Regions from separate parts of the Mus musculus genome. Here region 1 is linked to region 2. The links are chromatin contacts, found by Hi-C in ENCODE. All regions are on one chromosome and are shown on one strand. Each heading gives the region's core, a stretch centred on a gene start or an enhancer-like site at or near the end of the contact. The rest is flanking DNA. Distances are from core to core; before and after follow the strand shown.

Region 1 (5,164 bases), core at 2,411-4,910, 680 kb after region 2:
TTGGATACTGTGTGATTCTCATTATGTCACGTTTTGGAAAAGGCCAAACTATGAGACCAATAAAAACATGAGTAACTGCCAGGCGTGGTTGCGCCCACGCCTTTAATCCCAGCACTTGGGAGGCAGAGGCAGGCGGATTTCTGAGTTCGAGGCCAGCCTGGTCTACAAAGTGAGTTCCAGGACAGCCAGGGGTATACAGAGAAACCTTGTCTCAAAAAACCAACCAAACAAAAAAAGGTAAGTAACTGCAGGAGTTTGAGGTTGGTAGGGAGGCGAGCATCAGAGCTGCCGATGTAACTCAGTGTAAGAATGCCAACTCCTCATGAAGGAGGCCCTATATACAAAACAAAATTCTTTATACAAAACAAAAAACATAGCCTGTTTAAAGCAGAGTGAACTGTGTTGTAAATTATGGACTTCAGCTAATAACAATAGAGTGATACTAGTTCCTCAATTGTAGCAAATTACCACACTAAAGCAAAATGGTAAACAAACAAACAAACGTCTATGAAAAGAGGGCATTTCTGTGGTACCCGAATGCTTACTCCTCAGTGTGTCTGAACCTCCAGAAAACAAAGTCTCTGAGGAAGAATAAGAAGAGCTTCGGCATATCCTACTGCATGATTCCGAGACACAAATTCCTCCTCTGATTAGATTCTGATACCTCAGGGTGTGGCCCAGGGATCAGGTGTTGGATTTGGTAAAGGAATTAACTATGGTGAGGAGTTGTAATTCTTTTTTTTTTTTTTAATTTTTTTTTCTTTAAAGATTTTTTTATTTATTTATTTGTTTATTTATTTATTATATGTAAGTACATTGTAGCTGTCTTCAGACACTCCAGAAGAGGGGGTCAGATCTTGTTACGGATGGTTGTGAGCCACCATGTGGTTGCTGGGATTTGAACTCTGCACCTTCGGAAGAGCAGTCGGGTGCTCTAACCCACTGAGCCATCTCACCAGCCCCAGGAATTGTAATTCTTACCACACTCACCAAAGACCCCTCTCTCTTACCAAAGACGAACTAGTTCCCTAGTTCCTTCTTCTGCAACTCTGTCCTCTTTCATTCAGGTTTTTTTGTTCTTGTTTTTGTTTTTTTGTTTTTTGTTTTTTGAGACAGGGTCTCACTCTGTAGCTCTGGTTGGCCTATTCCAGGATGCTCTGGAATTTACCAAGATCAGTCTGCCTGTGCCTCTCAAATGCTTGGGTACCAACATGCCTGACAGTCACCCGGGTTTTTAAGAAAGTCACCCTAGACCATAGAGAAAGAAATTTTGAATTACCGAAGAAAAGAGGGAGAAACTAATCACATAAAAATTAATCTATAAGTGACTTATTTAAGCTGTGTTTCTGTCTCTGGGGTTATCTCTGATGGTTAGCTAACATTGCCATGGTATTTCTATAGATAACATCAAAATGTACCTACAGTGTCCAAATACTCTTTCAAGACTTAGGAATGTCACAAAAATCGGGGTAAATTTCATGCTCTTAGCTGAGAGAATGGGAAAGATCATCCAACCAACAAAAACCCAGTAACACTGGCACTCTGTTTTTTTGTTTTTGTTTTGGTTTTTTTTTAAAGACAGGGTTTCTCTGTATAGCCTTGGCTGCCCTGGAACTCACTTTGTAGATCAGGCTGGCCTTGAACTCAGAAATCCGCCTGCCTCTGCGTCCCAAGTGCTGGGATTAAAGGCATGCACTACCACTGCCCGGCTCTGGCACTCTGGAAATTGAGGTAAGAAGATTGTGAGTTCAAGACCAGTCTGGGCTACATAGTGAAACCTCAGAACAAACAAGCAAAAAAATAATTAATAAGCCGGGCAGTAGTGGCACATACCTTTAATCCCAGCACTTGGGACGCAGAGTCAGGCAGATATCTGAGTTCGAGGCCAGCCTGGTCTACAGAGTGAGCTCCAGGACAGCTGAGGCTATACAGAGAAACCCTGTCTGGAAAAACCAAAAACCAAAACCAAACAAGAAAATTAATAATAAAAAAAAAAACAACAGAAGAACAAACAGGTATATTCCTTGCAGTTAAGAAGAAAATAAAGGCCAAAATCGATGACTATCTTAATAAGATGGCCTTAGGAAGGCGTTTCTGACAAGATGATTGACTTAAACCAAGTCAGAATCTGGGGCGTTAGCATTCAGGAAGTTTCTGAAAACTCTGCCACCTCTTGGATGTATGATTTTGTTCTCAGTTGCTGAACTTCCTTGAGCCTAGCCTGTAAAATTCAGAGGCTGGACATTGGACACTGTAAATGATAGTAATTGTACAGTTTTAATTTTTATTATTTATGAATTTATAAATGCAATATGTCCCGTATGCCACAAGAGAAAAAGAATGCCAACCCTCCTAAGGGACTTTGTAATTTAAAATGGAATGAGGACCCTGCAACCCAGCAAGCATTCCCTTCTTTGAAAACTCGAAAAATGCACGGCTGTTGGCTTTAGGTTTCTATCTTATAAATTGGAGATATTTTTTTGCTGTTGTTTATTTGACATTTATTAGGCCCCCTGTATTGAGGCACAGATATGCCAGGCATGGTCTTAAATATTGAAATATACTCATGGATTTAATTCTTTATTCTCTGACAGCGTCTTTGGGAGAACGGAGTTACTTCCGACCTAGGAGACTGGGCTCCAGAATTTGCAAACATCAGCGGTCAACGCGGTGCCTAGTACAAGGTAAGAGTCGGACACAGCTCTTAAGATGCTGCTGGTGGTGATGATGGTCCATTCTCACCAGCAGCTTTGGAAGAGCTCAGGGTATACAGTCTGTTAGGAGAGGAGTTGGTGAGCAGCCATCACAGTGATGAGACTCGTGCGTGGGTGGAATTCGCGGTTCACCCCCTCCGCACTTTGGGGCCTCCGCCGCTTAAGCGCCCCTTCCAGACCCGCCCGGTGGGACGGTCCGCCTCCCCCTCTCTGCGGACCCACGTAGTTTCTCCTGTTCTCCGCGTAGCCTCAGGTTCCACGCCGCAAGTCACAAAGCGCCGGGTCACGTGGGCGGGCCGGTGCGCTTTGTGACGCAGACGGCCCCGCCCCCGGCCCGCCTATCGGCGCACGCCCAAGCCCCGCCTCGCGTGCGCCGCCCGTGCAGTCCCTGCTTAAGAGACCCCGGAGTGGGGGCGCTCGCCCGAAGCCAGGCCGCGTCCGCCATAGTGCCTGGCGCGGAGGTGTCGTCGGCGCAGGGTGCGGGCCGGAGAGCGCCCGGGGTTGGGGGGGCAGAACAAAAAAAAAATAATAATAATAAAGAGGGAATCCAGCGACGCCCTCGCCGCCGCCCGACCGTTTCCGGGCTTCCCGACGCGGTCGTGGGCTCAGAGGCGACAGGAGCGGGAGCAGCGCGAGGAGCAGCAAGAGGAAGAGTCGGGCAGCCTCGGTGGTGTCCCCGGGGCCAACGAAGCCGCCTTCCGGGGCCCGGGGTGGTGAGGAAGGGCCTCGCGGCCTAGCTGGGCCCCGCACCGGCTTTGTGTCAGGCGGCGGCGGGGGGGAGGCGGAGCCGAACCGGGCGGCCGCTGGAAGGCCTCTCCTCCGCCGACCGCGCGATCTCGGCCTAGGCCGCGGGCCGCTCGTGGCCTCCGGGGAGCAGGCGCCAGGGTGTGTGTGCGGTGGGGGCCTGGGCCTGGGGACGCCGACGCCGGTCGTCCGGAAGCCGGGAGGAGGCGAGAGGCCGCTCGTGGACTCCGGGCCTAGGCCCTCTCCCCGCAACCTTCTCCCGGGGCCTGGGTCACCCCCATCCACGGAGAGAGACTAGCCGGGAGGTGCGGCCGCTATGGACCCCTGACCCCGCGGGGTCATTCGGACTCTAACGTGTGGACTGACCGCTACTGACTGCACCGCCTGCCCCCGTCTCCTGCCGGCCCTTAGCATGAGCGAGTGGGACCCAGCCGGGTGACATTGTGCCGGTTGGCGGATCCTCGATTGCCCCCTTTCCTGTCTTGCTCCTCCCTCATGAAGCGATTCTGAGTACGGGGGGTTCCGGATTATTGTTCTCACGGACCCCCGCTTGTGGTTGGGGGGGTATTTAATCTGAGGCCTTAGGGTCCTTCGTTGTCTTTTGAGTGTTTTGTGTGTGTACATATTTTGCTCTTAAGTTTATAAATATACATATATTGAGAGTGTCCACGTCTCCTCGCTGAACCTTAGGAATCTTTTGCCACAATGTCCTGTGTGCACTATAAATTTTCCTCTAAACTCAACTACGACACCGTCACTTTTGATGGGCTCCATATCTCCCTCTGCGATTTAAAGAAGCAGATTATGGGGAGAGAAAAGCTGAAAGCTGCCGATAGCGATCTGCAGATCACCAACGCACAGACGAAAGAAGGTAAGAGGCACACGGGCCGCAGATATTTATTGGGGGGAGGGGGGGGCGTCAAGGTTGGTATTTTAAGTTTCTTGTTTCAGGCTTGAACTCCATTCTTACCCGTTGTCATACACAGAGTTTCATTGATAGCCAAGGATTGCAGCACCCGACCTTGGAGTTTAACTGGCCTTCTGAATGCTGGGATCTGTCTTACCTAGCAGGCTGGTTTTCAAAATGGGGCCCCACCTCCTCCTTAATTAAAGTTTTTTAAACAGTGGGATTGGGTTGAAAAGAGAAAAGGGTTGCTACCTGAGTCTGTTGGGTGTTTGCCTTGTGGCCTTTCCCTAACTTGTTTTTCCATCAGGAGAGGAAAGCCTGTGTAAGGTTTCCTATTGGTTAAAGCAGCAGTAGATATAACTTGTTGGCTAATCTAGCAGCGTTTTGAAGCTGATAGCAATTGTCCACTGGCCTTTTATTTATTTATACGGGGTTGCTTGTAGAAAAGGTATTTTTGAGGATTTAGTTAGTGCTGGAATTGGTTTTGTATTTAAAAAAATGTTCTGAGGTGAACACTCTGAGGTGTAATTCCAGAATTAGTGATATTTACTCAAAAGTTATATTCTGTAGCCCAGACTGGCCTCCAACCCCAACAACCCCTTTTGAGCTTCCCAAGTGTGGGGAATGCAGGTGTTAGACCACACTTAACTGTTAAGCAGTTCAGAAAAGTTTCAAAGTGCAAGGCCCTGGGCTCTTCATCCGACACCACCAAAATATATGTGTGTGTGTTTTTCTAAAAAGAATGCTACCATGTGTGAATGTAAGTAAGCCACTGGTTATAAAATTTGAGCTCTTCATT
Region 2 (5,600 bases), core at 1,580-4,079:
CTTTCTTCCTTCCTTCTTTCCTCCCTCCCTCTCCCTCTCCCTCTCCCTCTCCCTCTCCCTCTCCCTCTCCCTCTCCCTCTCCCTCTCCCTCTCCCTCTCCCTCTCCCTCTCCCTCTCCCTCTCCCTCTCCCTCTCCCTCTCCCTCTCTCTCTTTCTTTTTTTGAGACAGGGTTTCCCTGTACAGCCCTGGCTGTCCTGGAACTCACTCTGTAGACCAGGCTGGCCTCAAACTCAGTAATCTGCCTGCCTCTGCCTCCCAAGTTCTGGGATTAAAGGCGTGTGCCACCACCGCCCAGCACTGCTGCCTCTTTTCTATCTCAGACACAGAGACCACCTTGCTTTTGTCCAGCACGATGAGCTAAATCCTTTGTCATTATTCTTTTATCTATTTAGAAAATTCTAGCCTCAGACAGGGCCATGGTTGCTCACCATCACTTCATTCAAGCTTTCTCTTAGATAAGCCTAGTTATAAAGGGCTTCCTTGGATACTGTTATTTTTTTCACCATAATTTATAATTTATGATTATATGATTCATTTTTATTTACAGGACAGATTTCACACCACTTGGTAGAGATTTGTTAATTGATAGATTATCATTCCTCAGTCTCATTAATTGGTTCATACGTTCCATGAAGGCAGAACCTTTTATCTGGCTTATTTTAGTGTCTGGAATGGCACATGTAATTTTTGTTGAACGAGTGAACAAATGAATAGATGAACTCAGAGATGCAAGCTCCATTGTCTCCCACCACCAGAGAACTTATAATTTGGATATTTAGGTAAAATACTATAGTGTGAACAATAAAAAGAAAGGAAGATCACTGGGCTGGCAAAACAAAACAAAACAAAACAAAACAAAACAAAACAAAACAAAACAAAAACCAGTATTCAAAGGCCACAGTTTGAACTTTAACCTGTAGATATCTGGGTCCTCTGGGAACCTGAGTCTCCAGCCTCTCTTCACACAGCTCTTCCAGGAATGGAATGGCTTTTAGGACAGCAGCAATGCGGCTCCAGGCCTAGACACCATGAGGTAGTTTGTTGTTACAGACCAAAGTCACTCAGAGCACTTGGTTCAAAAGACAGGATGTGGGCTGTGAGCCTCCAGTTCATCTTTCAAAGGAAATCTCCTTCAGCAGCAATGTCTCCTGGGATGTTTTCCCAAGTCTCCCTGGGAGGTGCTGGAGCCTCTCAAAAGACTAAGAATAGCCAGGGACATCCAGTTTCCCAAACATGCCAACCTTAAAAGTGAATGCCTTTTTCCCCCTTGTTACCTTTGCATTACTATGTAGGGGAAGGACACTGTATTATTATAGGTATATAGCTCACCATGCAGTTGCTAGACACCTCACTGTGACTCTCTGCTCAGGAGCTCCCAGTAGGAATTGTCAGAGTGGTATCCAGGCTCTGCCACTACAGAGGCCCAACCCTTTGTCACCAGTGCACTTTGTAGTCTGGACAGCCTCCATTGTACAACCCCGAGACTGTGTACCCCTTACTCACTTCCATCTAATTTTGCTTATTCACAGAACTTACCTGGTCTATACAGGTTATGGTTGTGACCGAATGAGACAGTGCACAAGCCTCCCTGACACCCTGTATGTTTAGTTTTAATTTTTGCACATTTACAGGTCATGCATGGTACAGGTAACCTTCTTCCATTCTGTTACTTACTCAAGCAGTGCTCACTGGGCTTGTAGGAGCTGTCAGATGCTAAACTCAACACCAGGAGACATGAAGGTGTCATTAACAATGCCGGGGACGTGTGGAAGAGTTCGGTCAGATGCCATTTTTCATCCCCAGGCTGTAGAGCATCACACCAGAGGGAGATTTAGATGCAGTGCCTTATATAACATGCAATGTCGTATCATTGGTTATCTTCCCATCCTTCAAGTGGCATCAAGGGGAGTATGGCGTTGGATATTAATGTTCCCTGAACATTTGAAATCTCTCCTAACAAATACAAGAAGGCCCCAGGTGTGAGGACAGCACCTGGGGAGATCTTAACCCACACAAACCTAGGTATTTCCAATCACATAGACTTTTGTTTTAACAGACTGCACAAGTATGACCAGAAGGGACAAAAGTGAATGAAATGTAGGGAAACGCTCATTTATTAAATTTGTCTCCTGTCATCATTAGCCCAGCCATTTTGGGGTTGGGGAAACTGTCTTTTTGTGGAGAGAGTTCTAAGTGTTCGAGCAAGTGGAGACAAGTCTTTGTGGTGGATATATACATATATACATATGCATATATGTATAGTCCTCCCCTACCTCTGCAGACCTTGGTGTGTGTGTGTGTGTGTGTGTGTGGCCACAGGCCTTTCCGGATGAGTGACAATGAAAGCCCATCCCTCCAGGAGACGCATGCCGAATGACCAATGGGATGATGGATGGAGGGTGCTGGGTACCAGTCTCTGCAGAGGCCAAGGTGAAACTGGCTGCTTCCAGCCTGTTCAACCCTCATCTCCTTGAGCCCCTTGGGTCCTTAGGCGTTTGGTCATTGCTGGATCAACCGAGGTGCTCATCTTAACGCACCCCAGGGCCTAGGACAGGGTGCCAGGGGCGCGGCTCAGATCTGTCCAGCGCAGACTGCGGTCCTCGCGCCGCAGCGCTGCGGCTAAGAACACTTGGCTGGGAGGCCTGCGGGTTGCGGTGTACGTGTATGTGTGTGTGTGTGTCTGTGTGTGTCTCTGCTGGTGGTACTGGTGGTGCCGATATGTAAAGCAGCTGGCGGCTCTGGGCGGGGCCTGGGTTTCATGCAAATGAGGGAGGCGGGGTTACACTGGGGCTCCGCCTCCCTCCCCCGCAGCTGGGGCCAGCGGTGCCAAGCACAGCTGGACCAGCGGCAGCAGCTGGGCGAGTGACAGCCCAGCTACGCGCGCGCGGCCGCCGCCAGAGCCGGCGCGAAGGGGCAGCGCGGCCCTGCGGTCCCCGGGCGGCAGCAGCGGCCGCCTAGTCCCGCGCCTTTCCGGGCTTGCAGCCCCGCGGTCCCGCCGCCCCGGGGCCGCCACCTCTCGGGGCTCCCCCCAGTCCCCGCGCGCGCAAGATGGCTGACCCGGCTGCGGGGCCGCCGCCGAGCGAGGGCGAGGAGAGCACAGTGCGCTTCGCCCGCAAAGGCGCCCTCCGGCAGAAGAACGTGCACGAGGTGAAGAACCACAAATTCACCGCCCGCTTCTTCAAGCAGCCCACCTTCTGCAGCCACTGCACCGACTTCATCTGGTGAGAGTGCGCCGCGCGGGCCACCTGCCTGGGGCCCTAGAGGGCAGCGACACGCATGGGGACCCCTGTTGTTGCCCCCGGGGGGAGGAGCCGTGTGATCACCCCCATCCCGCTGGACCCTTATGCCCTGCGCTCCCGGATGGCCAGTCCCTCAGGTGCTGGGTTCTCTGCTCCCAGACGGCTGGCCGCCAGGCGCCTTCTGCCCTCTTGCACTCTGTCGCCCGAGCGCCTAGGGACAGCGCTGCAGGCGCCTTTTCGACACCTGGCTCAGGGCTCAGTGTGGCTGTCCCTCCTCGGCAGGGCAGCTCCGCGGGTGTCTTTCTCGCCTGAGGTTCCCGATCTTTCTGCCTCCTTCCGGGCTCGAGGAGCTCTCACCCTCACCCCTCCTTTCCGGGGCAGCTCTCTGGGGTGTCCTCTACTTCCCCGGGGCGTGGAGCATCCTTCCCTCTGCGTCCCTAGAGCAGTGCCCTGGGTTATCTCTTACTTCGCCTCCAGAGTCTTGAGCACCCCTTTCATTCCTTGGTTCTCACCCTCAAGTCGCTGCAGGGCCCCTTTCTTCCCTCTGCCCCTCCAAGCATGGGGGGACCTTCCCCCCGCCCCCTAGCCCCTCAGGTGTTACCACCGTGGTGAAGTCCCTATCATCCTCCCCCTAGACAGGTCCTTTTCTCTTTCCTTGAGGGTACTCCCGGCATCTCCTTGGGCAAATATCCAGCCCGCCTTCCGCCCCCACCCGGGCGGAAATGCACCCTCGCATCCTGCCACCTGGTGGTCGTGGTCGCCTCTGTACTGCAGGGGAGATGTGAGGTGGGGGTTACTGCCAAGCTCCGGTAGTGTACCTCCCAATCCCATCCAAGGTGGAAGACACCTTGGAGACCAGGCTGTAGCTAGGAGGTTGCCCCTGGGGTAGAGGGACAGTGGGAAGGGAGAGGGCGACTGTGTGAAACTAGCTGGTAACTGGACCCCTCAGACTGATACTCCCTCTTGTGCTTTTACAGGGGCTTCGGGAAGCAGGGATTCCAGTGTCAAGGTAGGCTTTGTGGCGCTGTGGATGCCGATGGTGGGAAGAGAGAGTAATACAGACTTCAAAGACGTGGCCGAGTTAGGCAGAGTGAAGTAATCCTGCCTGTCAGAGTGACCTCCCAGGCTAGGAATCCTTCACCACCAAAGGGTCCTTTTAAGGGGTGTGTATTTGGGCCAGAGATGCACCATCCAGGAAAGGCCAGTGGAGCTCCTGGAAGGCCCTAAAAGTCAAAAAGTGCATCCATCCCGCTGCTATCTGAGCATTCTCTCAGGACTGCCAGCCCTGCTTAAGAAATGAAATGTCTTCAAGGACTCTTGTGTGTGGAGGGAACCTCTTTCTTCCTAATTCCAGCCCTTTCTTGCTCATTGCTCTCCCTTACCTCCCAGTAGGAGGGTCTGCCTCTTTCCCCTGCTTTGCAGGTGGCTGCCATCTGCAGATGGCGCATCCCCCTAGAAAAGCAACTGTGGTTTCCCCTGGGCCTCCTCTCTCTTTGAAAGCGGTGGTTCCAGATGGGGTGCCTCTGGGATCCTGCCTGAGGTTGCCCTTTTTAACATCTGAGGAGGCACAAGAAGGACTCCAAGAGACTCCTTACCTGGGTTCTTGATTCTAGCTCAAGAGCCATGATTTTAACCAGGGGTACCTAATCAAATATCAGAGACTTGGTGGCCTCTCTTATCTCTAGGGTTTGTGCCTACAAGATGGACTGTGGACTGAGGAATGTAGCTCAGGAGAGTGCCTGCTTTGTTCCAGAGAGGCTCTGATGCAAAATGGGAGAGGGGGAAAGATAGGTTTTAAATTGAATCTCTAAAGATGTGGCCTTGTTTAACCCTTAGAATGCCATAAATAGTTTGTGAATTTCTCTCTCCCCTCTGTCTCTGTCTCTGTCTCTGTCTCTGTCTCTGTCTGTCTGTCTGTCTGTCTGTCTGTCTGTCTGTCTGTCTGTCTCTGTCTGTCTGTCTCTCTGTCTTTCTCTCTCTGTCTCTCTCTCTGTCTCTCTCTCTGTCTCTCTCTCTCTCTCTCTCTCTCTCTCTCTCTCTCTCACACACACACACACACACACACAGCATTCAACTTGTTGAATACTGACTCTACTTTCATGCTGAATCGATCATTTGGAACTGAGGTCATCCCTTTACCAATGAGCAGACATTCGAGGCTATGTCTCTGTTCAACACTGGCCTTCTACAATTCTGACCCCCTTTGCCTCTTGAATTTACAGGGTTGTTTTGCCCCTCTCTCTCCCTTTAAGCCAGGTGTGGTTGGGTTTGGTCAGAAGTGGTTCTGCATCTTCTCCTCCCAACACCTCCTCCCCCTCCTACCTTTTCCCTCCCCTTCCTATCCCCCCCTTCCCCGTTCT

The links. A loop is a pair of places that touch in the nucleus more often than their neighbours do.
Region 1: a map of regulatory T cell shows a loop between it and region 2 (2.2-fold over the local background). The contact joins the promoter of 4930413G21Rik here to the promoter of Prkcb in region 2. A Hi-C loop is called at or near these places in 1 of 37 maps with a recorded cell type or tissue (regulatory T cell).

The regions. Positions count from the first base shown.
Region 1 is chr7:122,966,799-122,971,962 of GRCm38, forward strand. It overlaps 4930413G21Rik (RIKEN cDNA 4930413G21 gene), which reads right to left and starts at 3,661. Exons shown (of 1, transcript NR_045614.1): 1 at 2,260-3,661. Rbbp6 (retinoblastoma binding protein 6, ubiquitin ligase) reads left to right here and starts at 3,766. Exons shown (of 18, transcript NM_011247.2): 1 at 3,766-4,329. The coding sequence starts at 4,164.
Region 2 is chr7:122,286,296-122,291,895 of GRCm38, forward strand. It overlaps Prkcb (protein kinase C, beta), which reads left to right and starts at 2,830. Exons shown (of 17, transcript NM_008855.2): 1 at 2,830-3,222; 2 at 4,218-4,249. The coding sequence starts at 3,050. It overlaps Gm51497 (a long non-coding RNA gene), which reads right to left. Exons shown (of 3, transcript XR_003946872.1): 3 at 4,341-5,600.